Linked DNA regions of Homo sapiens: all the other regions are linked to region 1. A link is a loop called in an ENCODE intact Hi-C map of the cell type or tissue named here. Cell type or tissue: PC-3. All regions are shown on one strand. Region 1 overlaps LOC102723413 (a long non-coding RNA gene). Region 2 has its middle 24 kb from the start of THORLNC. Region 3 has its middle 35 kb from the start of INSIG2. Region 4 overlaps LOC105373578 (a long non-coding RNA gene). Region 5 holds the start of LOC107985815 (a long non-coding RNA gene). Region 6 holds the start of THORLNC (testis associated oncogenic lncRNA).

Evidence for each region. Peaks named below come from ENCODE experiments on the same cell type or tissue, not always from the same donor. Only the 100,000 strongest peaks of a DNase experiment are listed, where the experiment ranks them.
Region 2: it touches region 1 in a loop (3-fold over the local background); 4 of 110 quality-filtered maps call a loop at or near these places.
Region 3: it touches region 1 in a loop (6-fold over the local background); 4 of 110 quality-filtered maps call a loop at or near these places.
Region 4: it touches region 1 in a loop (7-fold over the local background); 23 of 110 quality-filtered maps call a loop at or near these places.
Region 5: it touches region 1 in a loop (5-fold over the local background); 5 of 110 quality-filtered maps call a loop at or near these places.
Region 6: a loop joins it to region 1, with 12 times the contacts of the local background. A loop is called at or near these places in 17 of 110 quality-filtered maps.

The regions. Positions count from the first base shown.
Region 1 is chr2:118,044,787-118,049,786 of GRCh38, reverse strand. LOC102723413 (a long non-coding RNA gene) reads right to left here. Exons shown (of 3, transcript XR_923247.3): 2 at 4,405-4,483. Among named protein-coding and RNA genes, the nearest start is that of CCDC93, 33 kb to the right of the region's middle. In PC-3, a CTCF peak has its summit at 2,946; DNase peaks (open chromatin) are centred at 106 and 2,126; H3K4me3 peaks cover 860 bases; H3K27ac peaks cover 1,313 bases.
Region 2 is chr2:118,159,668-118,164,667 of GRCh38, reverse strand. No RefSeq gene overlaps it. Among named protein-coding and RNA genes, the nearest start is that of THORLNC, 24 kb to the left of the region's middle. In PC-3, no CTCF peak of the experiment used is centred here; no DNase peak of the experiment used is centred here.
Region 3 is chr2:118,120,832-118,125,831 of GRCh38, reverse strand. No RefSeq gene overlaps it. Among named protein-coding and RNA genes, the nearest start is that of INSIG2, 35 kb to the right of the region's middle. RefSeq lists an enhancer at 1,614-2,813. In PC-3, a CTCF peak has its summit at 2,312; DNase peaks (open chromatin) are centred at 1,801, 2,161 and 2,651; H3K4me3 peaks cover 1,562 bases; H3K27ac peaks cover 5,000 bases.
Region 4 is chr2:118,219,557-118,224,556 of GRCh38, reverse strand. LOC105373578 (a long non-coding RNA gene) reads left to right here. Exons shown (of 5, transcript XR_923249.3): 1 at 1-777. Among named protein-coding and RNA genes, the nearest start is that of THORLNC, 36 kb to the right of the region's middle. RefSeq lists a silencer at 1-11 and an enhancer at 2,230-2,524. In PC-3, a CTCF peak has its summit at 2,381 (motif pointing left); a DNase peak (open chromatin) is centred at 2,366.
Region 5 is chr2:118,384,970-118,389,969 of GRCh38, reverse strand. It overlaps LOC107985815 (a long non-coding RNA gene), which reads right to left and starts at 864. Exons shown (of 2, transcript XR_001739201.1): 1 at 631-864. RefSeq lists an enhancer at 2,324-3,523. In PC-3, no CTCF peak of the experiment used is centred here; DNase peaks (open chromatin) are centred at 949, 2,129 and 2,829; H3K4me3 peaks cover 801 bases; H3K27ac peaks cover 5,000 bases.
Region 6 is chr2:118,182,465-118,187,464 of GRCh38, reverse strand. It overlaps THORLNC (testis associated oncogenic lncRNA), which reads left to right and starts at 1,079. Exons shown (of 3, transcript NR_144530.1): 1 at 1,079-1,234; 2 at 2,075-2,127; 3 at 4,143-4,543. RefSeq lists enhancers at 725-774, 915-1,094. In PC-3, no CTCF peak of the experiment used is centred here; no DNase peak of the experiment used is centred here; H3K4me3 peaks cover 1,686 bases; H3K27ac peaks cover 1,153 bases.

The DNA.
Region 1 (5,000 bases):
AGAAATCCTTTGATTCCTTAAACAATGATGTCCAAATGATTGATGTAAGAGAAATGAGATCACAGGATGCTGGGGACACCTGAACCAGCCATGAATTACTTGAGAAGATTCAGGCCCTGGCATTAAGCCAAGCAGAAAAATGATGGACATGTGGTTTCATGGGGAACTTCTAATTCACCTTCTTGTGACTGTTATATTTTACTGTTAACCGTTCCCTTTTAAAGAATGCCTTGTGGGACTCAGATGAAGGTACACTCCCTCCAAAAAATGTTCTGGGTAAATTCCACCCTACTATGGTCTGTCCAGTCTCTGAAAATTGACAGCCCTTTGTTTGCACCACTTCATACTGTCCATGTGAACAATTAAACAGCGTGGTTAAGAGCTCAGGTTCCAGAGTCAGATGGCCCAAGTTTAAGTCCTGATTCTGCCACTATTAGCTGTGTGACCTTGGGCAAGACTCCTAACCTCTCTGAGGTTTTTCTATTCTGTAAAATTGGAATGACAACAATACTTTTGTTGACTGGATGATTGTGATGAGGATATGAGATCTAATTTGTAAAGCATTAACACAAATATGTCACAGAGTAAAATTCTCCATCTATATTAGATATTATTATTATTGTGTTTCATGCATGTCCATTTTGTCTTTTCTTCATAAGAGCATAATTGATTAAAGACAGAGTCACAGCACCACATGTTATTTGTGTTCCCTACAGTGTTGGGCTCACAGTATGTTTTTAGAAAATATGTAACTGAGGGGTAAAGTCCTGCTACGGTGGAGAAAGGAGAATGAGGCATAATAGCAAAAGAATAGAAATATCTTCTCTCCTGTTGCATAAAGAGAAGTTTTAACAATGGTTACCATTATTAAGCATTCACCTTTTGCTGGGCACTTTACACAAGTTATTTCTAATCACTATTCTGCCAGATATATATTATTATCCCTGTTTTACAGAAATAAAAGTTGAAGTTCAGGGAAGGTAAGAAATATTGCACGTGACTGAAGTGAAAGGATGGGATTCAAACCCAGGTCCGTCAACTGCCAACGTCCACTTCTACCCACAGCATCCTGTCAATCAGATAGATGCTCCTTCTCTGAACAGGCAACATAGCTATCTCCTGCTGGCAAATGATAAGAAATTAGAGATGGGATTGCCAGATGAGCCTTTCATGCTGAGTCACATAGAGCAAGACATATCACAGGCAGTGGCAAAAGCTGAAAGTTGAGAGTCAGTCTTCAAAAATGCACACTATGAAAAGAAATGCAGATCATAGTCATTTTGGGCTCACACCTTAGCAACTACCATCACCCAGGTTCTATTTGAAGCCAAACAATTGTGGCTTAAAGGTGCTGAATAATTAAGACATTGAATATAAGTATTAAATAACAATATGATGCTTTAGGACCCGGAAATGACAGCCATGCCTTACACTTGCAAAGCTCCTCTATCTCCCTCGAATGTTCACTCGCATTAAGTGAGGGGTAATAAGATGGAGGAATTCACATTGGCAAGGTGGGGACATGGTCTGAGAAGAAAGATGTGATTAAGAGAGGTAGCCAGGATCAGCCGTAAACTCCCAATTGGAAGTTTCAGTACAGGTGGTGGCTTGGACTGGGGCCAGCCGAGAAACATGTGGTCCACACAAAACGTGTTGGGGTCCATATTGTCTGGAAGGACATGGTATTATGAATGTCTTTGTCTGATTGGAAATATCTAGGCTCTCCAAACAACCATTTCCAGATCTCAATATTGTCTGCCTTCCAGAAATGTTTCATCCTAGACTTGAGTTATTCACATTGTTTCCCCAAATGCCAAGTAGAAATGCTTGGGATGATAAAATAGAAAGCACAGAATACATTTGCCTTGGGTGCACATTCTTAAAGCACTTCACCTCAAAGCCGTCCAGAGCTCTGCTAGCTACTAAGAGGGTTGAGGCAAGAACAACCTCTAATAATTCAAAACTAAAATTAGACATTCACTTGAAAAATTCAGGTAACCGAAACAAAAATGAGGGAAGCTTTGTTTATTTAAATTATGAGATAATTGCCACAATTCTCCAATTCCCCTCACTAGGGTAGACTTGGCTTGAGTGTATCAGCATCCATGGTGACTCATCTAGTAAGTAAACTACATTAGCTCTGCTACCAGCAGAAAGGAAAGGGAAAGGTCTTGAAATATATCTATTGTGGCTTCCTTCCAGAGCAAGGGATTTCATTATATCCTGAAGACATGAGACAGTTCAAAGAGATTTGAAATACAGAATGAGAAGGCGGAGGAGGAGAAGTTTGGGATTATACACTTGCTTTTTAGTTTTGATTTTATATATGAGAATCAGACACTACAGACAGAGACTCTAGGGGGAGACTTTATTCTTCTGGTCCAGGGTTTTGTTTTGGTTCGTTCTGTGGTTAATATCTTTCCAAAAAGTTCCCCCCACATGGGTAGGCCTTCAGTTTACTCCCATGTACATAATTTCAAATAAGTATGACAGAAAATCCTTTAAAAACCACACATACATGATTTTCTATTCCATGGCTGAAATGAAACTTGATGGGAAAAAAAAGCATGATGGTGCCTGTTTATTAAATCCAGACAATGCAGAATGACAATAGGAATCATCCTGAAAGAGGCACCGCAATATTTTTGTAACAACAGAATAATAACTTGCTTTGCCTCTGTCTACTTTTAAAACCATTTTATGATTACAAGCATGTAAGCTATTCTAATTATTACTCTAAATAATTAATCATTTCCTTTACAATCACTTATTAATTAGCTGTCATAACATTGTTGTGAGTTAGGTGGAAGACAAAGATTCAATATTCAGTTATTAACACCTAATTAAAATGTTCATTGTTTTCCATATGTTGTTTATAGCTTTGCTTCCTCGCACTTGAAGACAGAATTTCTCCGAGAACAATGTCCTCTATTTGCTTAGCTACATCGCCATCTGTTGTTGAGAAGTAGAAAATGTCCTTTTCTGCTTTTTCACTTAATAGCTTAATCCTTACCTCAGTTTTTATTTGGAATTAAAAAAGATTGATCCCCAATATTCTCCCCCTAAAATATTTTTCTTAACTTTATTTGTTCTGCTGCTGACTACATAAAGTATTCTGCTAATGCCAATGGCATCATTTAAGTAGTAAATTAAGTGAGCCTATTAATGAAACTACAGTGAAAAATTCAAACTACTCCAATAAACTTTTCCAACATAGGAAAAGTATAGAAGAGGGGAGTTTGCTATCAAGTTTGGTTTACAGAAAGTCACCATCGAGGGAAATTTAAGATCTAATAATCCACCAGCCTAGGCAACATGGCGAAAGCCTGTCTCTACTAAAAATAAAAAAAATAAAAAAAATTAAAAAAAAAAAAAGCCAGGCATGGTGGTGCATGCCCGTAGTCCCAGCTACTCAGGGGGCTGAGTTGGGAGAATCACCTGAGCCCCGAGGTTGAGACTTCAGTGAGCCATGATCATGCCATTGCACTCCAGCCTGGGCAACAGGAGTGAGACCCACCCTGCCCCATCTCAAAAACAAACAAACAAAAAAAAGATTGACTATTTCACATCATAAAGATATGTCTTATACTAACTCATTTTTATAATAAAAGCTTATGTTTATTGAGCAACTACTGAATGCTAAGCACTGTTCATTCTTGCAACAGTCCAATAATGGAGACATTGCTGTGTTTGTGCCCACTTTACAAATAGAGAAACGGAATCACCAGGAGGTAAAGTCATTTGCTGATTCAGGGGGAGGCTAAATAATTTGTGAGGCTTAGTGCAAAATCAAAATGTGGAGCCTTTTGTTCCAAAAGCAGGGAAAGAAGTGCCATTAAAAGTATGAAAATATAAAGCTTTTTCCTTTCTTTCTAAGTCTCTCTCTCAACTTGTTATGATGTTTTAATTTGCTATTTAATGTTATTTTAATAAAAAATTTAATGTTGTCATTGTATGAGTTTTACCATTCATTTTTATATTGTGCAATGTGTTTTCAATGCAAATAAAAGAGCATGTAACTCATATACAGAATAATCAAAATTTCACAATTCGTTATTTTGTCGCTCATGTGTGTGTATTTCACTCTCTCCAGAATGGTAGAAATGCTGCACAAAACCAACTCAACTATTTTCATCTCACTTGATATATGCACAATCTACCAACACTGCTCACCTTGGGCTTATTGGTGAGTAGGGAATTACAATTCTCTTTCCTTCTATGTCATCATTTTCAGTACAAGTAGTTAGCCAACACAGAGAAGTAGCATAAGAGAGCATATGGTAGGCTTTCCTGTAATTCATGTTTCTTGGAATGCCTTGGCCTGCTTTCTGCATTCAAAGCAAGTTCTGGCCCAAGCGAAAAGTCAGTGGTAGATATGCAGATATGCCAATATGCCATGCTCACCTTTTCCTCTTTAAGTCTCACTGAACTCCCACATATTCTGGGTCCACCAGAATTCTGTGTTCACAAGGTGTTGTGTACTCTGTAAGGAAATAAGGTAGCAAGGAACAGCAGATACTCCATTATTATTATTGGGCTTAACATACTGTGCTTATCTTCCCTACTCTCATGTATGCTCCAATGTCTGTCAGAATTCACTTGCAAAACATAAGTTCAAACATAAAATTGTTGAGAATTTCAAGACAGTGACAGCAGAGCATTAAAATAAGTGTGAGGCTCTCTGAGCCTGGGGCTCTGTGAGACTACGCCCACTGAGCAGATCCTGAGATGATGGACACACACAGAATGACACATCTGTTTCCAGAGTTCACACTTCTAACCACTGTGCTCTGCTGCCCCTCAGATTATGCCCAGAGGCACCTTCAAAAGCTTCTGCTTTATGTGTCCATTATTCATAGAATTAAAGAAAGATGATGGTGGACAGAGGGCCTTAGAATTCCAACCTTCCGATTTTACAGACAAAAGACAAGAAACCCAAAGAACCAGGATGACAGCCCTGATGTCCTGAATCTAGACCTCCTCAAATTGTCAAAATGAAT
Region 2 (5,000 bases), 110 kb before region 1:
GCTGCAGCGGCTGGGACACAGGGCACCAAGTCCCTAAGCTGCACACAGCATGGAGATTCTGGGCCCGGCCCACAAAACCACTTTTTCCTCCTAGGTCTCAGGGCCTGTCATGGGAGGGACTGCCACAGATGTGTTTGACATGCCCTGGGGACATTTTCCCCATTGTCTTGGTGATTAACATTTGCCTCCTCATTACTTATGCAAATTTCTGCAGCCAGCTTGAATTTCTCCCCCAGAAAATGGGATTTTCTTTTCTACTGCATTGTCAGGCTGCAAATTTTCCAAACTTTTATGCTTTGTTTCCTTTTTGAAACTAGAATGCCTTTAACAGCATCCAAGTCACCTCTTGAATGCTTTGCTGCTTAGAAATTTCTTCCACCAGATACCTTAAGTCATCTCACTCAAGTTCAAAGTTCCACAAATCTCTAGGGCAGGAGCAAAATGCCACCAGTCTCTTTGCTAAAACGTAACAAGAGTCACCTTTGCTCCAGTTCCCAACAAGTTCCTAATTTCCATCTGAGACCACCTCACCCTGAACCTTATTGTTCATATCACTATCAGCATTTTTGTCAAAGCCATTCAACAAGTCTCTAGGAAGTTCTAAACTTTCCCACATTTTCCTGCCTTCTTCTGAGCCCTCCAAACTGTTCCAACCTCTGCCTGTTACCTAGTTACAAGGTTGTTTCTACATTTTCAGGTATCTTTTTGGCAACACCCCACTTTACTGCTACCAATTTACTGTATTAGTCCGTCTTCACGCTGCTGATAAAGACATACCCGGCCGGGCGCAGTGGCTCACGCCTGTAATCCCAGCACTTTGGGAGGCCAAGGCGGGTGGATCACCTGAGGTCGGGAGTTCAAGACCATCCTGGCTAACATGGTGAAGCCCTGTCTCTACTAAAAATACAAAAAAAATAGCCGGGCATGGTGGTGGGTGCCTGTAGTCCCAGCTACTTAGGAGGCTGAGGCAGGAGAATGGCGTGAACTCAGGAGGCAGAGCTTGCAGTGAGTGGAGATCACGCCACTGCACTCCAGCCTGGGTGAGCTTGCAGTGAGTGGAGATCATGCCACTGCACTCCAGCCTGGGTGACAGAGCGAGACTCCATCTCAAAAAAAAAAAAAAAAAAAAGGCACACCCAAGACTGGGCAATTTACAAAAGAAAGAGGTTTACTGAACTCAGAGTTCCACATGGCTGGGGAGGTTTCACAATCATGGTGGAAGGTGAAAGGCACATCTCACATGGCAGCAGACAAATGAAGAGAGTTTGTGCAGGGAAACTCCCCTTTTTAAAACCATCAGATCTCGTGAGCCTGATTCACTATCACGAGAACAGCTCAAGAAAGACTTGCCCCCATAGTTCAATCACCTCCCACTGGGTTCCTGCCATGGAACATGGGAATTGTGGGAGTTACAATTCACGGTGAGATTTCGGTGGGGACACAGCCAAATCATATGAATTTTCTACTATTCTATATGTTGTCTTTTCACTCTTGATTGTGTTCTTTGCTGTGCAGAAGCTTATTAGTTGGATGTAGTCCCACTTGTTTATTTTGTTGTCGTTGCCTCTGCTTTTGCTGTCATATCCACAAAATCATTGCCAAGACTATTGTCATGGCACTTTCCCCCAATGTCTTCTTCTAGGCGTTTTATAGGTTTGTGTCTTACATTCAATCATTTAAACCATTCTGAGTTGATTTTTGCGTATGGTGTCAGATAAAGGGCCAATTTCATTCTTTTACATGTGGATATCTAGTTTTCTTATCACCATTTGTTGAAGAGATGATCTTTTTCCAACTGTATATCCTTGGCACCCTTATTGAAGATCAATTAAACATATATGCATAGTTATTTTTTTCTGGGCTCTCTATTCTGTTTCATTTTTCTATATATCTATCCATGACAATTCTGTTTTAATTATTATAGCTTTGTCCTATATTTTGATGTCAGAGAGTGTGATGACTGCCTTGTCATTCTTTCTCAAGATTTATTTGGCTATTGGTCTTTTGTGGTTCCAAATTATTTTTAGAATTTTTTTCTTTTTTTAACTTTTAGGTTCAGGGGTACATGTTACATAGGAAAACAAGTGCCATGGGGGTTTGTTGTAAAGATTATTTCATCACCCAGATATTAAGCAGAGTACCCAATAACTATCTTTTCTGCTCCTCTCCCTCCCCCCAACCTCCACCCTCAAGTAGACCTGTCTGTTGTTTTATTCTTTGTGTTCATAAGTTCTTATCATTTAGCTCCCACTTATAAGTGACAACATGTGGTATTTGGTTTTCTGTTCCTGCTTTAGCTTGCTAAGGATAATAGCCTTCAGTTCCATCTATGTTCCTACAAAAGATGTGTTCTTGTTCTTTTTTGTGGCTGCATAGTAGAATTTTGTTTTTCTATTTTGGTAAAAAATACTAACGAAATTTTTTTTAGGAATTGCATTGAATCTGCAGATTGTCTTAAAAAGTATGCACATTTTAACAATATTAAGTCTTCCAATCCATGAACACACAGATGACTTTCCATTTGCTTGTGTCTTGTTTAATTTCTTTCAACAATGCTTTGTAGTGTTTGGTATACAAGATTTTTGCTTCCTTAGTTAAGTTTATTTCTAGGTATTTTATTCTTTTTGGTGCTAGTGTAAATGGGAATGTTTTCCTAATTTCCATTTCATATTCATTGTTAATGTGTGTGCAAGTGATATTTGTATGTTAATGTTGTATTCTGAAACTTTACTGAATATGTTTATTAGTTCCAACGAAAATTTTTATGAAGTCTTTAGGGTTTTCTATACGTAAGATCATGTCATCTGCAAATAGGAGCAATTTTACTTCTTTGTGATTTAAGTACCTTTTTGTTTGTTTTTTGGCCTAATTGCTCTGGATAGGAATTCCGATGTTGCATTGAAGAGTGAGGGAAATCAAAGTATTTCATCCCCAAATATACTTCCTTGACATATTTTGAGGTGGCTGTTCAGCAAGTCTGCAAACAGAGGTAGCCCTGCAAAGCTGTCTTTGGAGGGGAGATTTGCATTTGTACGAAATCTTCATTGATGCTGCCAGGCTTTCTCTGGGGCTCTCCCTCGTCCTATCTACAAAAGATTAACTGAGAGTATAATACATTTAAAGGTCTGAAAGTCCAGGTGCAGTGGTTCATGTCTCCAATCCAAGCACTTTGGGAAGCCAAGGCAGGAGGATCACTGGAGTCCAGGAGTTCAAAATCAGCATGGGCAATCTAGTGAGACTCCATCTCAAAAAACAAAACAAAAAAAAACGGTTAGCCAGGTGTGACGGCGTGTACCTGTAGTCCCAGCTACTTGAGAGGCTGAGGCTGGAGGATTGCTTGGGACGAGGAGTTCAAGGCTGCAGACAGCCATGGTTGTGCCACTGAACTCCAGTCTGGTCAATAGAGCAAGACCCTGTCTCCACACACATGCAAAAAAAAAAAAAAAAAAAAAAAAAAAAAAAAAGATCTGAAGAAAACATTCATTCATTATTCATTCTCTCTGAAGGCTACTACCTGTGAGGTTTCACTTACATAGCAGGACCACCTTTGTTAGCCAGGCTTCCTCTTCTCCCCCTCCCATAATCTGTTTTGCTGATATCCAACCCCCATTCCTTCTGTAACCTCAAGATGGCACATAAGGTTCTGAAACCTACTGGGTGATTGGGGTAATTATGCTGTGGTTCTCTCCCATATACAAGTTAATAAATTTGTATGCCTTTTCTCCAATTAATCCACCTTTATCAGTTGATTTTTCAGTGAACCATCTGAAGATAAAGAGTAATTTTCCCTTGGCCCCTACAATAGAAAAGGTGAAAGTAAGCATCCTTGCCTTATTCCTAATCTTAGAGGAAAAGCTTTTAGTTTTTTACTATTGAGTGCGATGTTAGCTGTAGGCTTTTTATAGATGGTCTTCATTATGCTGAGATATTTTACTTCTGTTCCTAGTTTGTTGAGAGTTTTTATCATGAAGGGGTGTTGAATTTTGTCAAATGCTTTTTCTGCATCAATTGAGACAATCATGTGATTTATATCCTATATTCTGTTAATGTGGTGTATCACATAAATTGATTTTATATCCTTGCATCTTAGGGATGAATCCCACTTGGTTATGATGTATGATCCTTTTAATGTTTAATTCAGTTTGCTAGTATTTTGTTGCATCTATTTTCATGAGGGATATTGGCCTGTAATTTTCTTTTCTTGTGGTGTCTTTGTGTGGCTTTGGTATCAAGGTAATGCTGTCCTCATGTAATGAGTTTGGAAGTGTTCCCTCCTCTTCAATTTTTTGGAAGAGTTTGAGAAGAATTGGCATTAATTCCTTAAATGTTTGGTAGAATCCACCAGTGAAGCCATCTGGTCCTGAGCTTTCCCTTGTTGGGAGATTTTTGGTTACTGGTTCAATCTCCATACTAGTCATAGATCTGTTCAGACTTTCTACTTCTTCATAATTTAGTCTTTGTAGGTTGTGTATTTCTAGGAATTATCCATTGCTCCTAAGTTATCCTGTTTGATGGTATGTTATTGTTCAAAACAGATATGTTATGTTCCTTTGAATTCCTGTGATATCAGTTGCAATGTCTCTTATTTTATTTCTAATTGTATTTTAGTCTTCTTTCTTTTTTTCAGTGTAGCAGGAGTTTGCAATTTTGTTTATCTTTCCAAAAAAACAAACTCTTAGTTTATTGATTTTTTTGCTATTGTCTTTCTATTTTCTATTTTGTTTATTTCTGCTCCAATCTTTATCATTTCTTTCCTTCTGCCAACTTTGGGCTTGGTTTGTTCTTTTTTTTTTTTTTTCTATATCCTTGAGGTATAAAATTGGCTTTTTATTGAAATCTTTCTTTGGTTAATGTAGACATTTATCAGCATTAACTTCCCTGTTAAAACTGGTTTTGCCACATCACACAAGTTTTGGTATGTTGTGTTTTCATTTCCATTTGCCTTATTTTCCAATTTTCTTTTTGATTTCTATTTTGACTCAATAGTTGTTCAAGAGTAT
Region 3 (5,000 bases), 76 kb before region 1:
TTCGGGCTCAGAGTAGATCCTCGATAAACACAGTAGAATTGCTGCAGCATGCTGCAATACATGTCTAAGGATACATCAGGACCCTTTGGGTGGTCTTGGGCAATACTGCCCAGTTAACCACTTTGCAGTTCCTTTTTGAGGAAAGTAACGGAAAGATTGGAGGTCCAGGCTCTGCCAGAAGGACTTGAGCAAATCACTTAAGGTTTTGTTTTCCTCTTTTATCCAATGTGAGCGTTAGACCAACATTATGGGCCTGGGATGGTATGTGGTTTATCAGAACCCATGCGTAGGCTGTTTGCACAAGAACAAGTCCAAGTTAGCCTGAAGTTATTGCTACTTTTTGACATCGAGATTTTCTTTGCAATGGTCAATGGTAGGATTAATTACTGTGGCTGTTCCATGGGCACTCGAAACTAAAATATATTCCCTAACTTCAGGGCACATAGTATGACATCTATCCATCATATCTACGTTTGTGATTATGTCGCTTAGGTCTTTTTATATCTTTATTTTCAGTCAAATTGATTTGAGAGGATGTGCTGCTTTTTCGAAACTGAGATGTAGAGAGGCCGAGGAGGTGCCAGTTCCTGCGGGAAGGTAGAGTATGGAGAAATCACAGGGTCTGTAGATCATCTCCAATCAAACATCACTCTGGCTGTAAAGAAAGGCCCCTGCCCCAAAATTCAACAAGGTCTATATTTTCTCATTTTTATTGGTATTATTTGAAAGGAGGAAGAATCAACTTTTTATTCAATCAGGTAATTTTTTATTGTTTTCTATCTTTCCTATACATAAATTTTGTTTCCCAAATCAAGTTGGAAAACTCAGTCCTCCTTTTATATCTCCATGGTGGGTAGGACAAGGTCTACTCATGGCTTGGTGGGGGATTTTAAATGGTGATGTTGCTAATAATTACACCTAAGCACTTACTATGAGACAAGTTCTCTTCTAGATATTTTGTATGTTTTAGATTATTTAACTCTTACATCAATTTATAATGCCACCATTTTACAAATTAAAAAAAAAAAAAGCAAGGCACGTGGACGTAAAATAACTTGCGCAGGTTCAAACTGCTAGTGAGCAGCAGAGCCGGGGCCCCAGCCTGAGACACTGTGCTCTGTTGCCGCTTTTAGAGACCAACTCACCCACTGGCTTCACTACATGCGTGAAGAAACAGGAACTTGAGTCTGCTAAGCAAGCTGCCGGGAGAACTAAAACTAGACCCCTGGTATTTGGACCTTTATCCAGAGCCTTCCTGCTGTGCATCGCTGCCCCTCACAATGCACAGAAGCTGTATTTGTGGCAGCAAGAGGTTGTCATTTGCTGGATGACATGGGTTAATGGTTTAATAGCAACTCCTGCCTACCTCACCTCACAGGACTGCAGGGCCAGCACCATAGGAGAAATAAAGATGATGTAATCAAATATTATCTAAATAATGTATACTTTTTGAGTCCTGAATAAATCACCCAGCTGTGGAATACATTCATGTTTAATATTACTAGGATATATAAAATGATTTAGGACTGGGGGGATTGGAAGTAAAGAAAACTAAAATTCCACAAGGGCCAAATCCTTCTAGGTGGGAAGACTTGTATTTTTTATAAGCACCTCCTCTCTCTCCAATTCCCATGCACATGACCTTCATTCTTTGTTTATAGATTGTGGGTGTCACCCTTGGAAACAGGCATTTTCCCAGAACAAGTAAGAACTAATGTTAGCCAATAGGAGAGAATACTAGTCAGCCCTCAGGGGAGAGGATGGCCATTAAAATATAGTACATAAAGGGATGAGCTGCTGGTATTTATCTCCAAGTCCAGCTTGCAGAGCCTTTCTCTGTTGCCAAAAGTGATCTAACATCTCCCTGCATAGCTTGGCTTCAGATGGTGAGATTTTTATTATTTTTTCATTCCATTCCACATTCATTCCAGTAATTATGAAAAAAGAAAGGAGTTATGACATATCTGGGGAGACTGACCCAGTGTATCAACTTTACTAAGAAAGGACATAATGGTTTTGGCAAGATAAGAGAATTTCATTCGGAAATTCCAAAGACATTCTATCCCAGTGGAGTTACTTGACTTGCCAAAAATCAAAGTTGTTTAGCTGGGTGGGGCAGGGACCTAAGCCAGATGACTAAGGGTGACACTCCTGGACAATCCACACAAGAGGCTTTCAGAAAGGCATTCTGATGCTGTGACTGGTGGTGTTCCACCTGCATTCATTCACGATGAGCCAGCAAGGTGAGATCGACAGCAAGCCCCAGAAACCTGGCCCTCTAGTGACACAGAATCTCTGTGAGGGGTATGGGAACAGAAACAGCGGTCTTTATCTCAAATCGTGGCACTATAAAGTAGTCCCACTACCTGCCTACTTTGGGCCCTACAGCAGAAACTGAATAAAATGCATTCCTATTATCTTAAAGAAAAAATTGACTCACGAGCCCTCTAACCTAATATTAGTATGTGGTAAACGCCAGATGAAGATGAAAGTAGCTAAAATTTGGGATGAATTTCTTGGAGAGATTCTAGAATTTCCTTTCCCAGTTCTCCTAGTTTTCATTTCAAACAAGATTCTGAAATGGTCTCCTTGTGGTTCAGCTCAGACTCAAGAGAACTGCTTCAATGGTGTCTCCAACCCCCTTGGCCTAAATGTTCTCACTTGCAAAGAAGATTCCACTTAAGAGGAAGTGCAGCCGGTTAATGCTTAACTACAGCAACTCCTCCTCTACACCAAGTGAGAAAGTTGGGCTGGGCTGAAAAATGGTTAGTTTTGCATGAAACTGAGTGTAGGTATTGTTTGAAAACCAGAGAACCCCAGAACCTCAAATTTCATGGGCCTCCAAGATCATTTATTTCAAACCATATATCTAATTGCTCCAAAAAGAAAAAATCTCTGATCTGTTTGGCAAGCAGTTTTCTCTTCCCACAGAGGAACACAGTCAACTGTAGGGCCTCTGTAACTTACATGTCACATGGAATCCAGCCTTACTTGGTAAAGGGAACATTAGCAAAATATCTTAGTCATGGTCATTTGGTTACAAAGAACAGAAAACCACTCAACTTTTAAATCATTTTTAAAGAGTTTATTGGAAGGAAAGCACAGGTTTCAGGGGAAGTAGAAAAATGTCAGATGCTTTGTCTCCCTCCCTCCCTCTCGCTCTCCCCCATCCTCCCCTTTTCCTCATCTCCAACTTCTGCTTCTCTCTGTAACTCATGCCTTTCTCTTGCTTTTGCAGCTTCCACTTCATTATGATTTTTTGGCTCTGACATAGGACAGTTTTTTTTGTTTGTTTTCTGTTTTTTACGTTTACCCTCATTTTTGTCATATTTTATTTTTTTCTGTGGAGAACCAGCCATGGGAATTGGTTTTCAGCAATGGACACCTGACCTGACCAAAGCCAATAAATCATGAGACTTTTGCTGAGACTTCAGAGAGGTGGGATGTGGAGGGGAGAGGACATGAGGATGGAGCTGCCAAAGCCATCCTGCCACTGTGAAGCACAAGACTAAGGCCAACACAGCAGAAAGGGCAAAGGGCTGGAAAGAAGCTAAGTCCTGATGGAGGCTTTCTGAAGTCTGAATCCCAGCTGTCCGTGAGACCAGTCCTGCTTTTCATTTCATGAGTCAATCACTGTATTTCTTGCCTAAGTCATCCATTAGCACAGCTGTCAGCCTTGGATTGCCATTGAGTCAACCCCATTCCTCCACCTGGCCTTGCACTCCAGTTTCACGACTAGCCTAGTTAGGAAGGATGTGCTCAGGGGAAGTGCAGTTTAATGTGGTTTCTAGGATATTCTTTCCAGGGTAAAGGGGGGCAGAGGAAGAAAAAAATAATCAACCTCTTCCATTTATTTTCATTAATCAGAGTCCTTGATCTGACAATTAGCCTAATCATATTTTTACTGTCCTGTCTTCACTAAGGTCATGAATGTCAAAATATAAAAGATCAAAGTATGCAGAAATCACTTCAAACTTCATAAATAATGCTTGTGATTTTTTTCATATGCAAGTCTAATGAAAATTGAGAAAACGATGTGTGCATTTCATAGTTATTCTCTTCTGGACATGCCAACCTCGGTCTTAAAATTGAAGACTATATTTAATGACTTAGAGGTTCAAATGTAAGTCATAAATTAAATTGCATCTGGTAAGGTGTACCTTACATTCTGCTTCTTCATTATGAGACCATATAACCCAATTCTTTGATTTATAAATATTTCCACTTTAATAAGTCATGACGCAAATAATCTTTCTCCAAACCTCTTGTTTCAAGACATCCAACTTACTGCACCACAAAATAGTAAATCTCAGGCTCAGAACTCCTTTCTTTGCCAAGAATTATACTAGTGAAGTTGTTCCTTGCCTCAATTAAAACTTACACTTGTTTAGAAAGGGCAAGAGCATAACTTCCACATATATGTTTAAGTTCCACATCTAACATTGTATAGGAATAAACCAGATTCCACCAACTTTCTGTGTTGACACCCACAGGCAGTGCAGATTGCATCCTGGGAAAAAGAACAAGGGCCTGGCTCTATGCCCAGCTGTACATACTAGCTGTGTGGCCTTAGCAGGTTGTGTATAATCTCTCTAAGCCTCTGTTTCTTCACATATGAAGTACTGACCTTATACTTTATAGATTGTAATATCAACTTTATGGCTTTATTGGGGACTTGAAATGAGGTGGTGTATGTAAAGCACATAGTAGGCATTCAGTGTTCATTACCAGCTACTACTTAAGGTAATAATTGCCCTTCATAATAGAAACATTCATAATTCATAAATGTCCATTTCCTACCAGTTGTCAACATACATGCTATGTTGCTGTAAACCTTGCATAATTATAAAATTAAATTTCCATCTTTCATAAATTGAAATGTAACATCACGCTAAAGCTACTGAAATGTCTGATTCTGCCACTGACTGGTTGTAGAACTCGGGACAAACGTAATCAATTTGTGGCTTTGCTTCTGCGTTTGTAAAATGACAAGATTGGGC
Region 4 (5,000 bases), 170 kb before region 1:
CTGGCGCCCGGCGGGGCGGCCCGCAGAGCCAGGCGGCAAAGGCCGCGCCCCGGGCCGAGCTCTCCGCCCGGCGCCCGGTCCCATTAGGGGCTGTTTATTGCAAAGTAAAACCAACCTATCGCAGCGGCGAAGGCACTTTGTCTCTGCCGGGTCCCTTTCGGAAAACCGGTGACCCGGCGGCCCGGCGCGTCTCGGGGCGGGGGCAGCACAGCGTGCACGGTCCTCTCCAAGCGTTTTGCTGGGGACAAGTGCCTTTCTCTGAGGTTTACAACTCGCCCCGGCTCTGCTCAGGCGCCCACGGTAGCCGGAACTGGGCTGCAGCCTCCCCAGATCACACTAAACCCGAGCCGTTGCGAGGCCCCGGGTTGCCCAAAGATTGACAACGATCAGGAGCTAAGTCTGCTTTCCGGGGACCTCGTGGGGAGCTCTGTGCCCAGCACTTTTCTCTCGGACTCTCTGCTGGGGGAGAGAAAGAAAAGAAAAAAAAAGAAAAAGAAAAAGAAAAAGAAAAGTTTCTTTCGGGGGAAGCAGTGAAACAGGAAATGAAGATTCGCTCTGTAGTTTAGCTGAAAGGAAACGCTGTCTAATCCTGACATGTATCGCATTTAAAATAAAATTCTTTTATCTTCATGCGTGCCAAGCCCCCAGACATTGTTCGGACTCCTACGGGGGGAAAGACGTCATAAAATGAGAATTTGTTTCATTGTGGGTCGCTCTGCCAACACCGGGCTTTAAAGGAACGCCAAACAAAGCGGGCGCCAGGAGGGGGCTTCCCAGGTGAGCCCGAGACGGGATCGAAACTCCTCTCCAGTCCACGAAAACGCCCAAGAATAAGTTGTTGAGTAAAACCCACCCGTCCTCCTTGTAAACCCCCCAATTTCCTTTCCAAAACCCCATCCCTCTCCCAAATAAATCACGAGCGGCTCTCTTCCCATGCCAAGCGCCCTTGGCTTCACAATAAGCCCGGAAGATTTTAAGCAACGATATTGAGGTTTGGGAAGAGGGAGCGTGGGGCGTGGGATTCGCTGCTGCCCTGGGTTCAGTGTTCTTGGTTCTTTTCACGCCAGGCGTGATAAAGCAAAATATTTTAACTGCAACCTACAAGCTTGTTTTTTATCTTTTTTTCCCCTAACTTTTTTTTTTCCTTCCAAGAAACAGATCAAGAAAAACTAATTACAAGGCACGGCACCAAAGTTAAATGAAAATGTAATCCGGCAATAGAGAGAGAAAATTAATTTTTTAAAAGATAGATTTGAGTTAGAAACAAAAATACATTGTTCTCCCTGGTAACGTTTGCTAAACCTATGCTCGATTTCGGGCTGAAAAATCAGTAGTTACCCAGAACTCTGAGGTCACTCTCTGGATGCGTTTTCTTTAGAAATTCTAATTCGAAAATGTTCAAGCCTTCATTTGGAGCTTTGTTTTGTTTTCTGTATAAAAAGGTTTGGGGTGTTTTGCTTTTGTTTGTTTTGTTTTCTTTTTATTCAAAAATACTCCTTCTCTGTTTAGATATAATAGAGTGGTCTTGGAGATTAAGAGAATTTAGGAAAATATTTTTGATGGTGCCCTCAGTTGATATGTTACTGAAATAACAAATTGTTTTTTAAAACTTTCTTCTTTCTAGGTAGATGTCCCATCTCTAAAAATACTCTTGACTATTGGAAACGTGGGCACCAGTACACACAGCTGATGAGCTGCTCTAAGCCAGGGCTTGCTTCCAGCAACTCCCCTCACACCAAATGAAGAGGGTTTTGTTATGTTGGTTGTTGTTAGTGAAAGGTTTCTGTTTTGTTTTTTGTTTTGTTTTTGTTTGTTTTTAAACACTCTTGTTGGGTCTTCTACATCCTATATTATCTTCCTAGGAGAAAGGTTAATTTTCATTTCAAAAATGCGTGTGCTGCTGCACAAAACTCATAGTGCTTCATCCTAAAGATTTTTTTATGTCCAAATATTAAAATACTATAATGATGCTTTAATGGAATAAAATGTTTGTCCAATTAACCACTTCTTTGCTATTTGTTAGAATCTCTAGGAACATAGGCCAGTTCCTTAATGTAGTGTTTGTCCTAAGCCATTAAATACTCCATCTTAATTTTATTACATTAAGATATTCAAAATTATCTTCTTCAAATCTTTGTGTCATGTTTCTTTATTAGCTTGACTCACATCAACTGAGTCTCAGCAAGAAATAAGTTGACAGATGTTAGACAACTTGAAGGGGAGTTATTTGTTTTTAAAAAGATTAAATATTCCTGTCTAATTTATTTTTAAATCTCTCTCTCTCTCTCTGTTTTACTGTACTTGGACAGGGTAGGGCTGGAAAAGAAAGCCACGTCCTCCTTTACTGTATCAGCAGTGAATTTGCACCACCTTCTGGTAGGTTAGAGAATGACGAAAACACCCGCTGCTTCCATAAAAGAATTCTTTTATTCACTGTGGTCTGTTGTCCGATTTGTAGCTGAACTCAGAGCACCACTTAGCTTCTCAGAACTCACAGCTGATCTCTCCTATAGCCTGGTTTTATACAGATTCTTTGAACTGGGAAGTCTTTTCTTTATCATATCCTTGAGAAGGCTCACAAAATCCCCAACCGGTCCCTGCCTGTTAATTTACTGAAATGCCTGGCAGGGAAGTAAAGGATGGCTGGAGAATAGTCATTTCCTATTCTATTTTGGCTGTCCTCTGTAGAGTGCTTGAAAACAAATCGGAGGCTATAACTGTAGCAGCAGAGAAATAAACGCTTCTCTTTCTTGGTTTCATAAGACCCTCATTACCCACAATTAATCATAATGACATGCTGTATTCAGGCTCCTTGCTGGGGACTGCGAGGAACACACAGATGTGGCTTTCTGTAGATTTCAATCCCCTCTGCAGTATGGATTTCAGGATACAAAGCTTGTTAGTACACATTACTAGCCCCTGGATCTGCGGTTTCTCTCAAAAGTGCTGGTCAGCACTAGAGTGTGGAGGGTTTCCCAGACTTCAAATGAGGAACGTTTTTTCATGGCCTTCCTGCCTGGTGATAAAGACCACAGGGTGCAAAGGTTGATACTTCTTTCTCAAAGCCAAGCTAGATTTTAAAAAATGGAATATATACCCAGTAAAATGCAGTATGCATATATGTGTGTGTTACATCTATCTTATGTGAAGGTCTCTTATTCAAGGAGACAATAAACTTGATGGTGTGCACTACAGAATATGAGGAAAAATGAAGACCATGTTCTAGTAACATAGAGCCCCAAATGCTTTGCCTGCAAAACTGAGCTCAGAGAGAGAATGATTCTCAATTGGGTTAAATTAGTGAAATCATTTGATGAATTATTAATCTTATGTTAACCAACTGAGCCCCTGATAGGTGCCAGGTCTGTGAAGCTGAAACAGCCATGCTGGCTGTCGTGGGCTAGTTGCAATTGTCTACACCTGAATCAGCAGGGGCTTTCCAGCTAATTGTGTTAAAGGGATCTACCTACACAAGGCTGTTTGTTACTTGCATGATGTTAAGACAACCCAAACAAGAAAGATCAATAATTATTTTGTCATCACCTTACTCAAAAGTCTTTATTACAAACTTAAGAAGATTGTGAAGAAAGTACATGGAGAAACCTACAAACTTTCTTGATGAATATTCCAAGATAAGATTCAAATAAAGGTGAAAAAGACTGTTTTCTTAAATGCAGAGACTTAATGTTGTGAAGACATCAATTCTCAAATTTACATACAGACGGCCTTCCATATCCATGGATTCCACATTCATGGATTCAACCAATCTCAGATGAAAAATAATCAGAAAAAAAGTTGAGTCTGTACTGAACATGTACAGACTTTTTTCTTGTCATCATTTCCTAAACAGTACATTATAACAACTATTTACATGGCATTTACACTATATTTGGAATTATAATTAATTTAGAGATGATTTAAAGTATACAGGAAGAAATGTGTATGTTATATGCAAATACTACACTATTTTATATCAGGTACTTGAGTATTTGGGGATTTTGGTATCTGAGCAAGGTCCTGGGACCAATCCCCCACAGATACCGAGGGATGACTGTGTATATAAATGAAATCAATAGGATGAGTGAGTTAGAAGTGTGGGATAGAAGGGAATTTGGCAAAGTAATTCTAAACTTCACTTAAGAGAATAATGCAATGAAAACAGTGAAGACATATTTGGAAAACGAATAAAATTTGACCTAATGATATGTTCTATAAAACTACAACTTTAACAGGATGGTACTGGTGTGAAAATCAGACCAAGCAATTAAACAAATAAAGAGTACAGAAAGGATGTATTTTATTAAAGGACATATTTTATGTATTTATAAAAATTCAGTGTAAGATAAAGTTGACATCTCAAATCAAAGGCCTGAATTGCAGATTGTTTACTAAACATTGTTGGAAAAATGTACTATCCATTTGTTAAAAGGAATACATACCTTAACCAAAAATAAATTTCATATTGCTGAAGAGTTACCTTCAAATATTACATTGTAAAAAGAAAATCAGCAATAGTCACAATCGTCATCTGACAGCAGAAAAAAAACCAAGCCAATAATTAAAAGAATAGATTGGGGACATGGTAACCAAGAACATAGTGAGGCACCATTTAATATCCAGCACCCACACACATTTTAGAGACCATATTTTAGAGACCATATTTTAGAGACCATAACACTATTCAACTGACAAAAATTTAAAAAATCTAGCAATACCAAGTGTTGGAGAGGATGTGGTCCCCTGGGATCTTTTTAAACAAGGTTTCTGGAAAGGAAAGATATATATAGTCCCTTGGCAAACAGTTTGGCACATACCATATAACCCAGCAATTCTATTCCTGAGTATAGACCCGACAGAAATCTTTTCACCTGCACACCAGAAAAAAAAATATGTAAATGCATTCAGAACAGTAATAGGCATAATAGTGACCTGAATGTCTATAAATGGGGCAGTGTTTGAAAAACTGTGGTATATAGACACAACTGAATATGTGCAGCAGT
Region 5 (5,000 bases), 340 kb before region 1:
TGCAATAGATAACAATTTCTGTTGTCATGGATTTAACATCTGGAACAATCCTTGAGTACATCCTATTTGCCTGGATATTTGCTCATAATTTCAACTGTGTTCTTTGACAACTTATCTGAGGTTAGACTAGGGGTAAAAGTTGCCTGAGATCTCACAGCTGAAAGGCAGCAGAGCTAGAATCAGAATCCAAAACAATACTCTATCCACCTCACCCTGAAGTCTCCCAAATCACAGGTTTGATTTGACAACTGTCCTGGGAAGTTAAGATGGTCCAGCTCCATTCTCCCTCCACCTCCTGCCTTTGGAATTTTTGTTAGCAAAGGAGGTCTAATACCTACTTGAAGCCAGGGCAGGACCACATAGCAACTACTTGAGGTGTCTTTTGGCTCTAAGAGATACCATTTGTGAATAAATCTTAACATTCTCTAAAGGGAGAATGTTCCTGGAAGGGAGAGTAGGGATGTCCCCCTACCTGATTGTTGAACTATCCCTTTCTCATAAACATAGCTAGGACGATTAACAGCTACTGCAGTTATCCCTGATAGCCTGCTCTCTAATATACCACAGCTATGCCATGGCTTTAAACTCTCCATGTCTGTGCATTTCCCCCGGTCTGGAACAATCACCTACCCCATTCATTGCCCTGACTTTCGTATCCATTTAAATACAGCAGTTCTTCAGGGCCAGGCAAGGGTCTCTCTCCATGAAGCTTTCCACAACCACCTTCTTCATCTGTCTGCCGGGACCCTTTGCTTGGATCCCCCTCTCCAATTTCATTCTGTTTTGAAGCACACCATAGTTGGCTTCCTGTTGGTCTCCCCAGCGTGACTGAGAGCTGCAGAGGGCAAGGATGTGTCCCACTTGTTTTTCTTTTCCCAGGATCTAGCCTTGGGTTTGGCACAGATTGGTTACTAAACATATATTTATTAAATGAATGATTACATGAATCAATGAAGGAAGGAATAAAAAATGAATGAGTAATTTAATAAGTAAATAAGTGACTGAAGGAGTGAGTCACGAGGAGTGAGGAAATGGCAGCCAAGAGGAGCTCCTGTGATCATGAGCTATGTTAATCCCACTAGCATGGGAAAGAAGGTTATTTTGTGACTTTGCCATGAGTGGTCTTTTTTTCTTTTTCCTTTTTCTTCTTTTAGTACACTTTTTTAGTACATTCAAGTGGTGGGCCCTCTCTGGCTTGAACTGTGGCAGTGGGCCCCAAATGCCTTATATCCTCTGTGAGACCAAGCTGGACATACATTAAATTATTAAAATATAGAAACATTAAAACTGTCTGGACCTGAAGGCAAGAAGAAACATATTTACTGAGTCCATGGACTGAGCTATTGCAGTTCCACAGTTCCTTATGCACAACTCCAACACTGAAAACCTAAGAAATCTAGTTTTACCACAACTCACTGTTTATTTATTTCACTTAGTAGAAAATAGTTTTAGGTTTTGCTGCAGAAATATTTCCGTGTTTGATTGAGGGTGATGTCCAAACCCTGCTAAGGGTGTTACTTAATATGAAAAATATAGACCATGTTACTTTTCTAAAACCCAAAAATGATTTCTGAAGCACATCAAGCCACAGGATTTCAGACAAGAAACTGTGAGCCTGTCCTATACCCAGGAGCCAAGTTATCAAAGTACAGTGGGTGTCCAAAAGTAGGAGATTCCAAACAGAATGTATTAAAAATCTAGGAAGATTTCAAGAGGAAAAAATCTGGAGAGAGAAAGTAGGAACATAGAAGCTTCAAAACCAGGGAGTACCCACCTCCCATGGACCAGATCCTATCCCAGGGGCCATCAGTATTTGTAGTTTCTCCAGACCACTAACAAGAAATGGCTGCCCTCACACCCTGCCTTTCAGGGGCCTCATGTAACCGGCATCCTCACCATCATTGCTGGTTTGCCTGCCTTCAAATGTTTATTATTAATCATACTGACAAAAGTTGTGCCCTGAGAATGCTTTGAATGTGTGCTGTATATGAAGTGTCTATGCCCAGTGCCTAGCTCAGGGCCTGACATAGAAGAAATACTCAATAAATGGGCCCAATAAGTCTTTAATGAGCATGTGTGATATGTTGCTCTTCATGATGTGCTTTTATATGCATTGTCTCACTTAAAATGACCCAGTGAGTCAGGCAAGTGGAATGAGTCCCAGGGAGGTTAAAGCACTTGCTCAAAATCATAAACAGTTCTGCTGGGACTTGCACCAAAGTTGTCTGTTAAAAAATCCTATTCTCTTTCTTTGGCATCAGTGTGCCTCCCTCTTGTGTAGTCTGAACCCTCAGAATTAAAGATGAATAAAAATGCCAAGTCATGGGAAAGTCTGGCCCTAAGAAAAGCAACTGATGAGCTATCAGCTCATGGACTGTCAGCAGGGCCATCTGTAGGTGATGCCCTCTCCTCTGTCTATCCTCTTGTGAGGTCAATCCAGCAGGAAGTCCAGCCCTGCCGAGAGAAGGGGGTACCATGAATGCACCGATGGGACCAGAGTCCCTTCCGGAGCTCCCCAGGTCCCAGCACTGCTGTCCTCCTTGTCTGCCTGTGTCTTCTGGAGCTGGCCTTGAGGCCCATGAAGAAATGCAGCCTTTTGAAGGTAAAGCAAGGACTACTTGATGCTGAGATAGACAGGGTGCCAGCACCCAGCTCAGGTCATGAGAAGCTGAGTTCACTGTAAGAACCCTATAAACATCTGCAGCAGATGGACCTGCCCAAGGTGAGGGTTCAATTTTCCCCTGTGAGAACAAGCCGACTAGGGAGGTACTAGCCGTGCATGAGGTCATCCTGACTCTCCTCTGAGAGAAGGATGATTCAGCCTATGACTCTCCTCCGAGGGAAGGATGATTCGGCCTATGTCCCTGTCTTCCTCTGCAGCCTTGCCCTGACATCTGGAAAACAGGTACTGGGTCAGAAGGGAGCGAAGCATGAGGGTGGGGTGGGGCCCAGCATCGGGATCCTGCACATCTCTCAGTAGTGAGCAGGCTCTGAGGAGCCACCCCTGCCCTGTGACTTTCCACACTAGTGAAGGGAGCATGTCTTGCATGTTCAATATGTCTCTATTTTCCAGCAACGTTACATGGATACTTCCCTCACTCTGAACAGCTCACAAGTTGGCCAGAAAAATGCTGTGTAAACTCCAGGCCAGGCCTCTAATTCTCTGGCGGCAGCACCAGAGAAATGAGGAGAATGTTCTCCCACTGGCTTCTTCAGCAGGATCTGTGGTACATTTCTAAAAAATAAAAGAAAAAGAAATCTACAAAGCTGTAATGCTCTAGCACGTCATGGCAAAGATTTTGTTTTTTATGTTTGAAAAAGAGCTTGAAAGAATAACACGTTGAACATTAGGTTAATATCTGCTCCTGCTCAAAAATGATTTTCTTACACAAGAATGTCCCTTCCAAAATGGCTTTTTGTCAGTAGCATGAAAGCAAGTTTGGCATGGGCCCAGTGGTGATTCTGATGGGAAGTGAAAGGCAGGCACACCCTAACGATCAAGATCAAAGGCCCCTAGAGCACCCCATATGCAGGAGGAGTCGCCCACTGCCCAAATGGTGCAGGGCCATTGCCAATTTCCCTGGCATTGCCAGGAGCCTCTGGGATCTACCATAAAGCCTTAGACCAAGGAAGGCCTTGTCCCATACCCAGTGAGTGGAGTCTCTGCCCACCAAGTGCCCACCTGTCTCTCCTGAAGTCTCTCTACAACACTGCCACCACTAGCAACCTCACACACCATTACATGGAAGAGTTAAAACATGAGGGCACAGTAGTCTCCAGGTCCTTGGGGGAAATTACTGGGCCAGATTGTAGCCCATTTTTCTTTAATTTCTTTCCTTTCTCCCTTCCTACCTCCCTCTCTTCATCCCCACTTTTCTTTTATCAGTCAGTTGGCAACATTTAAAGAGAACTACTCTAATACTAGGCATTGTGCACGGGTGAGTCAAGTACTGTTCTCCCTCTCAAGGAGTGCACAGACTAGTGTGGAGACTGACATTCCAACACGTTATACCTTTTAATGGCTTCATGCTTGTCACAGCATTAAGTGTAGAATGTCAGGCAAACAGAAGGAGGCCCTGAGCCAGCCAGGCCAGGCAGGGGTCTTCAACAACTCTGTGGAGTAATGTATGAAACCAGGGGAAGGAAAAACACAAGCTGTGGGTCAGACTCATTGGGGTCAAGTCTGAGGTCTGCCTGCTCGCTCATTGGCTATGTAACCCTGAGCCTTGGTGACCTGAATAGTAGCATGAGGGTGATGTTCATGTCATGCTGATGTGGTACAGTGCCCCATGCAGTACAGCGACACTCAAATGAGGACACCCAGAGGGCACACCTTGCATTAATGCAGATGTGAAAATCATGCAACTGTGGATCAACTCCCTGCAGCCTGCACAGGCCTGCACCAGCTATTTCATAAACCTTGCAGTCATGCAACCCCATATTGTATTGGAGGGGATATTTAGGACCTCACCTCTGGCACTATGATCACTAGGAATCGTAGTAATCATAGTAGAATCATGGTAGGGATACTGCTCCTCCACCATGTTTCCCTCCACTGTTATAAATTGACATTTGGAAGTGAATGTCTTCTGTTTTTCTGGACTTCACCAATACAGTGACTGGGCAACTGTTTACATGTTATGTCGTTGGCTACTCAAGAACTTCGTGAGCATGTTTTTCACCAAGCTTTCCTTGGGCAGTTTATAATGAACCATCAATAGTCTCACATTTAATTCAAAATAAAAGACCTAACAAGGAATTTTTTAAATTCTGGTGAACGTGTGGGGAAATGAACATCCTCATGTACAGCTGATGGGAACAGGTTTGATGTAACCTTTCTGGAGAGCAATTTGGCGATGCATATTAAAAGTCTTATAATGTTTATGTCAACCCAGTGACACTACTTGTAAAACTTTACCCTAATAACCGTTTATGTGCGCAAAGATTTATCTTCAAATATCCTTATTGTATGATCCTTAACAATAGCAAAAAACTGGAAA
Region 6 (5,000 bases), 140 kb before region 1:
ACTGTGGAGGCCCAAGGTCAAATCTGTTCTGGGCTCCATCACCAATTAACCACTTGATATTTGACGCTGTCCTATCTGTGCCTTAATAAAATGGAGTGCTAGAACTGGACCAAAGCCACCTGGTGGCTCTGAAGACCTTCAGCAGGAGAGGGGGAGAAAATGAAAATACAGGAATTTGAGAAAAATCTACCAACGTTATCACAGTGAGCTTGTGTTTCGGCATTATGATACAGCACATAGAAAATGGGGGGTGGCTCAGGGCAGGGAGAGAATTTGTTTCTTTCCTTCGTCCATTTGAAACTTATTGAGCATCTATATGTTCCAGGTTACAGAAACAAATACTGCATGGTCCTCGACCCAGAGAAAATCTCTTATAGGCCATGGGAGGCTGAGAGGTGTCTGTTTTTCTTCCCAGTATATCCCCAACATTTAACAACAGGTTAATACTTAAATATAGTAGATTCTCAATAAATATGTGTTGATTAAATAAATAAACCAATTTAATTCAAGACAAGTAAACGGACACTTTCAAGGAAGCATTTTAAAGCTATAGGGGAGAGAAAAGTGGCCTGGGAACTCAAATATGCGGCCCTCACCCCTACTAGGGAAGCAGAAGGAGGGAGCATCCCGTCCAAAGCTTCCCAAGCGGCGCCGGACTGCGTGCTGCGGCTGTGGGGGTAGAAGTCTTCAGATAAAAGATGGGGAAAACAGACCAAAGCAAGTCTCGCTGGCCAGTGACACTCCAGGAGCATGGCCCATGGAAGGATCCAAGGCTGAGGGATCTGGGGTAGCCCCACAGAGATACTCTGCCAAAATCCAGTCACGAGAAGGAGGGAGGAGGCGAGGAACGAAAATGAGATTTGGTTTAGGCCGGAAGAACGGGCTGCGCCAACAACGAGAAAATAAAGTGGCGAGCTGGGAAGGGTGTAGCGCGGGCTAGAAGGGCGGGAAACTTGAGAACCACGGGCGCGGGAGCCTGGCGGGGACGCAAGCCCGGAACTGGCGGAGGGGTGGGCAGGCGCATGCGCGCGCGCAGCTGAAACGCCGGCTGATGAAACTGACAAAGGCGAGAGCGCGCAGCAGCCCACAGCAGCCGAGTTCGCGCCGCCGGTAGGTGCTGCCATGCCAGGGGGCGGGATCGTGGAGCGCCTCGCAGAACCGCACGAAAGCAAAAACAAAGCCATCTCTCCGGAGCAGAAATAGAACAGACGTGGCCGGGGAAAGCCAAATATTTGTGAGATGATGTGAACAAAGGGGGAAAAGTCAATCCAGGGAAGTTTGAGTTTCTGGTTGGAGGCTTCAGCGGCTCTGATCGCTGGATACTTTAAGAGAACATCCTTTGCCCCCGCTCTCCCTCTCTCCCCGAAGAAAAATAAATCCTTGGCAAAATGAGACTTGACGGCATGAAAAGAAGGTCTCCAGACTGTCCCAGCTGGCGCGGGCGGGGCCGGGGCCGAGGTGCCGCTTGGTGACACTGCAGCCGCGGCTCAGCACTGTCACCCAGAAAGGCCCGCCGACGTCTGTATGCAGGGAACGTGGCTCTTAGCAGAGCCTGGACAGGCGCAGGGCCAAGGAAGTCTTTGTTTTTGTTTCTTTCTCTAGCCCTTCCTGCCAATACATCAGGGATATAACTCCTTGGTGTTTCTGCCTTACAATCGCTCCTTATACCCCACCCAGATCCTCAGCACTGCAGCTCCCACTGCCACTGCCCGCTGTGAGTCACCTCCCCCTCTCCCTTTTTTAAACCAAACGGCAAGGCCATATTGCAGTTATCCATAAATGGAAAAGCAAGAAGCCACCAATACCTGTTTGAGAAGATGGCATTTTAATTAGCACACTCCGGCTGCCATAAACCCGGGCTCCTGCCCCACCTCTCCCCCCGCCCCCTCCTCCCCCCTCCCCCGCCGTGCCCTCTCTCAACCTCCCCGCTCACCCCCATCTATGTAAAAAAGCCATAAAGCCTCTCTCCAATCGCTTTCTCGGAGGGAGTTTTTGCAACCCCCACAACACAGGTTGATTGGAAAGGTCTCTCTCCCGGATAACAACAATTCAATGTGCCTTGACATTTTAATAGCCTGCCGTCCTGGTGAACACAATCGAGCAAGGCAGTGAAGCAAACATCATTAGGTAAGCAAGATAATCTAAGCGGAATCTGCCGCCTGCAGGCTCACATCTGGGGGCAGGTTGCACAGCTGGGCCGTCCACAAAGCTGGGCTCCTCCTGTCCTGCAGCGCCTTTGTATATGAATACCAATATATACACTTGTTTAGCTAGAGACACACACTTACAGGTTTTGGTAGATAAATACAGTCAGGCAAGTGTACCGACCACTGACGCCCCAACATGAAATAGCGTTAAGAGTACACAAATTTACCATGAATCAAAATATCCACCATCCCACCGAAGCTCCACCAAGATAAACGTACGGCTCTAAGCGCGGGTTTGCTATATCAAAGAGAACAAGGCAAATACTTGTTGGGATTCCTAATACCAACCATGTAAAGGCTTTTGATGCATATATATATGCCCCCTGAGTGCCCTAGGCTGGTATTCTCCTGCGTGCCGTTGTCCAACTTGGCTCTGGTCATATGGCTTTTGGGCTTGAAATGGTGCGACCTACCTTATTTTCTATTGTTATCTAAAGGAATGCATATATATGCGTTCATTTATGTAAATATTTTGAATATAATGCCATGGCTAGACATATAATTTAAGCATAATATATAACATAAAATATTTATACTTATGTTTGCAGGGAACTGCTATTAATGCTTCACATCTAATAACTCATTTAATCCTCAAATTGTAGGTACTGTTATTATCCCCACTTTACAGATGAGATAACTGAGGCACAAAAGTTTGAAGCAGCTTGCCCAAAGTCATCTTCTAATAAGTGGTGGAGCCAGGATTTGAATCCAAGCAGTCTGGCTCTAGAGTCCAGTGTATTATCCATTAAGTTATGCTGTTTCATAAAAAGTAAAGCACACAAGTAGATATAAAATGTGTTGCATGTCTTCATAAGGTCAGTGCATTCTATTATGAATTTATATATTTATGTACATGCATAACACACACATGTTCGTGTGAACTGTCAAAAGGTGCAAGGAAGTATGTCTGACTTCTTTTTAACATAAACACCTGCCTGCACTTGTATATTCAGCCATATTCATGTATTGAGCATCTTGTGAGTCCCTAAGCCATGTGCTGGGGTACTGAGGATACAATAATTAATTAGACACAATGGCCACCCTCAAGAACTCATCACCTATGGGGGAGTCAAACAAGTAAATAGATGCTTAACCTTGAGGGTGATAGGTTAGAGGCTGACACAGAGCTGCAGAGACTAGGATGGCCCCTTCCCCCACCCATCCCCACCCTCCTGACATATCTTGCACCAGAATCTTCCAGGGAAGCCACACACTTATTCCCATGAGGTTGTCATCACTCAGAACATGTTGAGGGTTCCCTTTGGGAATTGCCTTCTAAACCATTTTATAAGCTGCCCAAGAAAATGATTCTTGTTATTTAATAATTACATATAATATGCACACTCACACCCCTTTCTTAGGAAGGAGGCAGAAGTGACATCACAAAACCCAGGGACCAACAGATGATAGAAAATTCTCCTGTTGGAGTCCAACCCTCCCCAGCTGGTCCATGCCCCTCCCTCTCCTGCACACAAGTCCCCCAGCATAGATCCCGTTCCCTGGATGCTGACTTGGCAAGCTATTCACTTTATGAATATGACCCTCAGAGGGGAGAGCCCCTCTCAGCAGCCCCCGAACTATGTTATCACCATTATTAAGGAGCTTAAAGAGGAGCTGGGAGGACAAGACACCGCTGGAATTGCAGCCTGATTGTGATTGATGTGTTCCTATTAGCGCCTCAGTGTTATCTCTCTGGATAGCAACAACAGCCAGTGGCTTGTAACACAACAGATTACCTGAGTTCTCAGCCTTAGAAGGATGTTTAAATAAAATATAGTCGCTCTTAGCAAGAGGCTCATTTTCTCCACGAGGCTCCCGGACTATTTCATGTCAGCTCTGATTCGCTGCGACTCTCCTCAGTAAACATGTCTTATCATTAATAATTCTTTACAAGCACAATCTCCAAGAGTCCTCTCTCTCTCCCTCTTTCTCTAGGTGGCTGGACTCAGACACATCACGCTCCAGTTTGGGTTCCAAGGTGCTTCTCTCTGGATTTTCACCTGCCTTGCCAAAAATGATTGATTACGCTGGGCCAACTGGGTGTCCGGCAATACCCAACAAATGACTTTGGCCCCTAACAGCAGGTCTTGGCCAGACAGAAATCAATATTTCACCATTAAAATCTATCAAAGAAGAGTTAAGGCACCATCTGTCCCTGCCGCCTCTCTATGGTGTGTGAACATTAAATCCGACACTTGTACTACATGGGTAATCAATATATAGTGGTTCACAGATCATTTGTGGTTCCCTTTTAGCAGTGATGGATGTCTGGAATCGTTGTGATTCATTTTGTCAGACCATTAAACAAGATTCTGTCCAGTTCCTTCCTGATTTCATTTAGAGGATCATTCTTCACAGTTCATAAGAGGGAAACGGTTTTACCAATCTGCTTCTATTTCAATAAGTCACTTTATAGAGATTTTGTGTCCTCCAGACTGTAAAAATTCTGGAGAGATAGTACAAACAGACCTCTAAAACTATTCACTGCATGACATATGCATAAAGTGTGAAGAGAGGAATGTAAATATGTTTACCTCTTTATCTGCAAATGTTGGTTTTAACCCCCTCCTAGCTGGAGAGCTGGCCAGGGTACTCCAGGCATCGGCCTGCTATAGCAAGAGGCAGCTAAAGTTTGGTAACTGGAGGCTAATTTACAGGGATGACGAAAATCCCCTGACTCCTCATGAGCATGGTGGAAAGCAAATGGGAATGGCTCTTCCAGGGGCCACATTTTAGAGACTTTCATTTCTATAGTCAAGATGTCCTTGCCCCTCATGCAAATGGTTGGCAAAA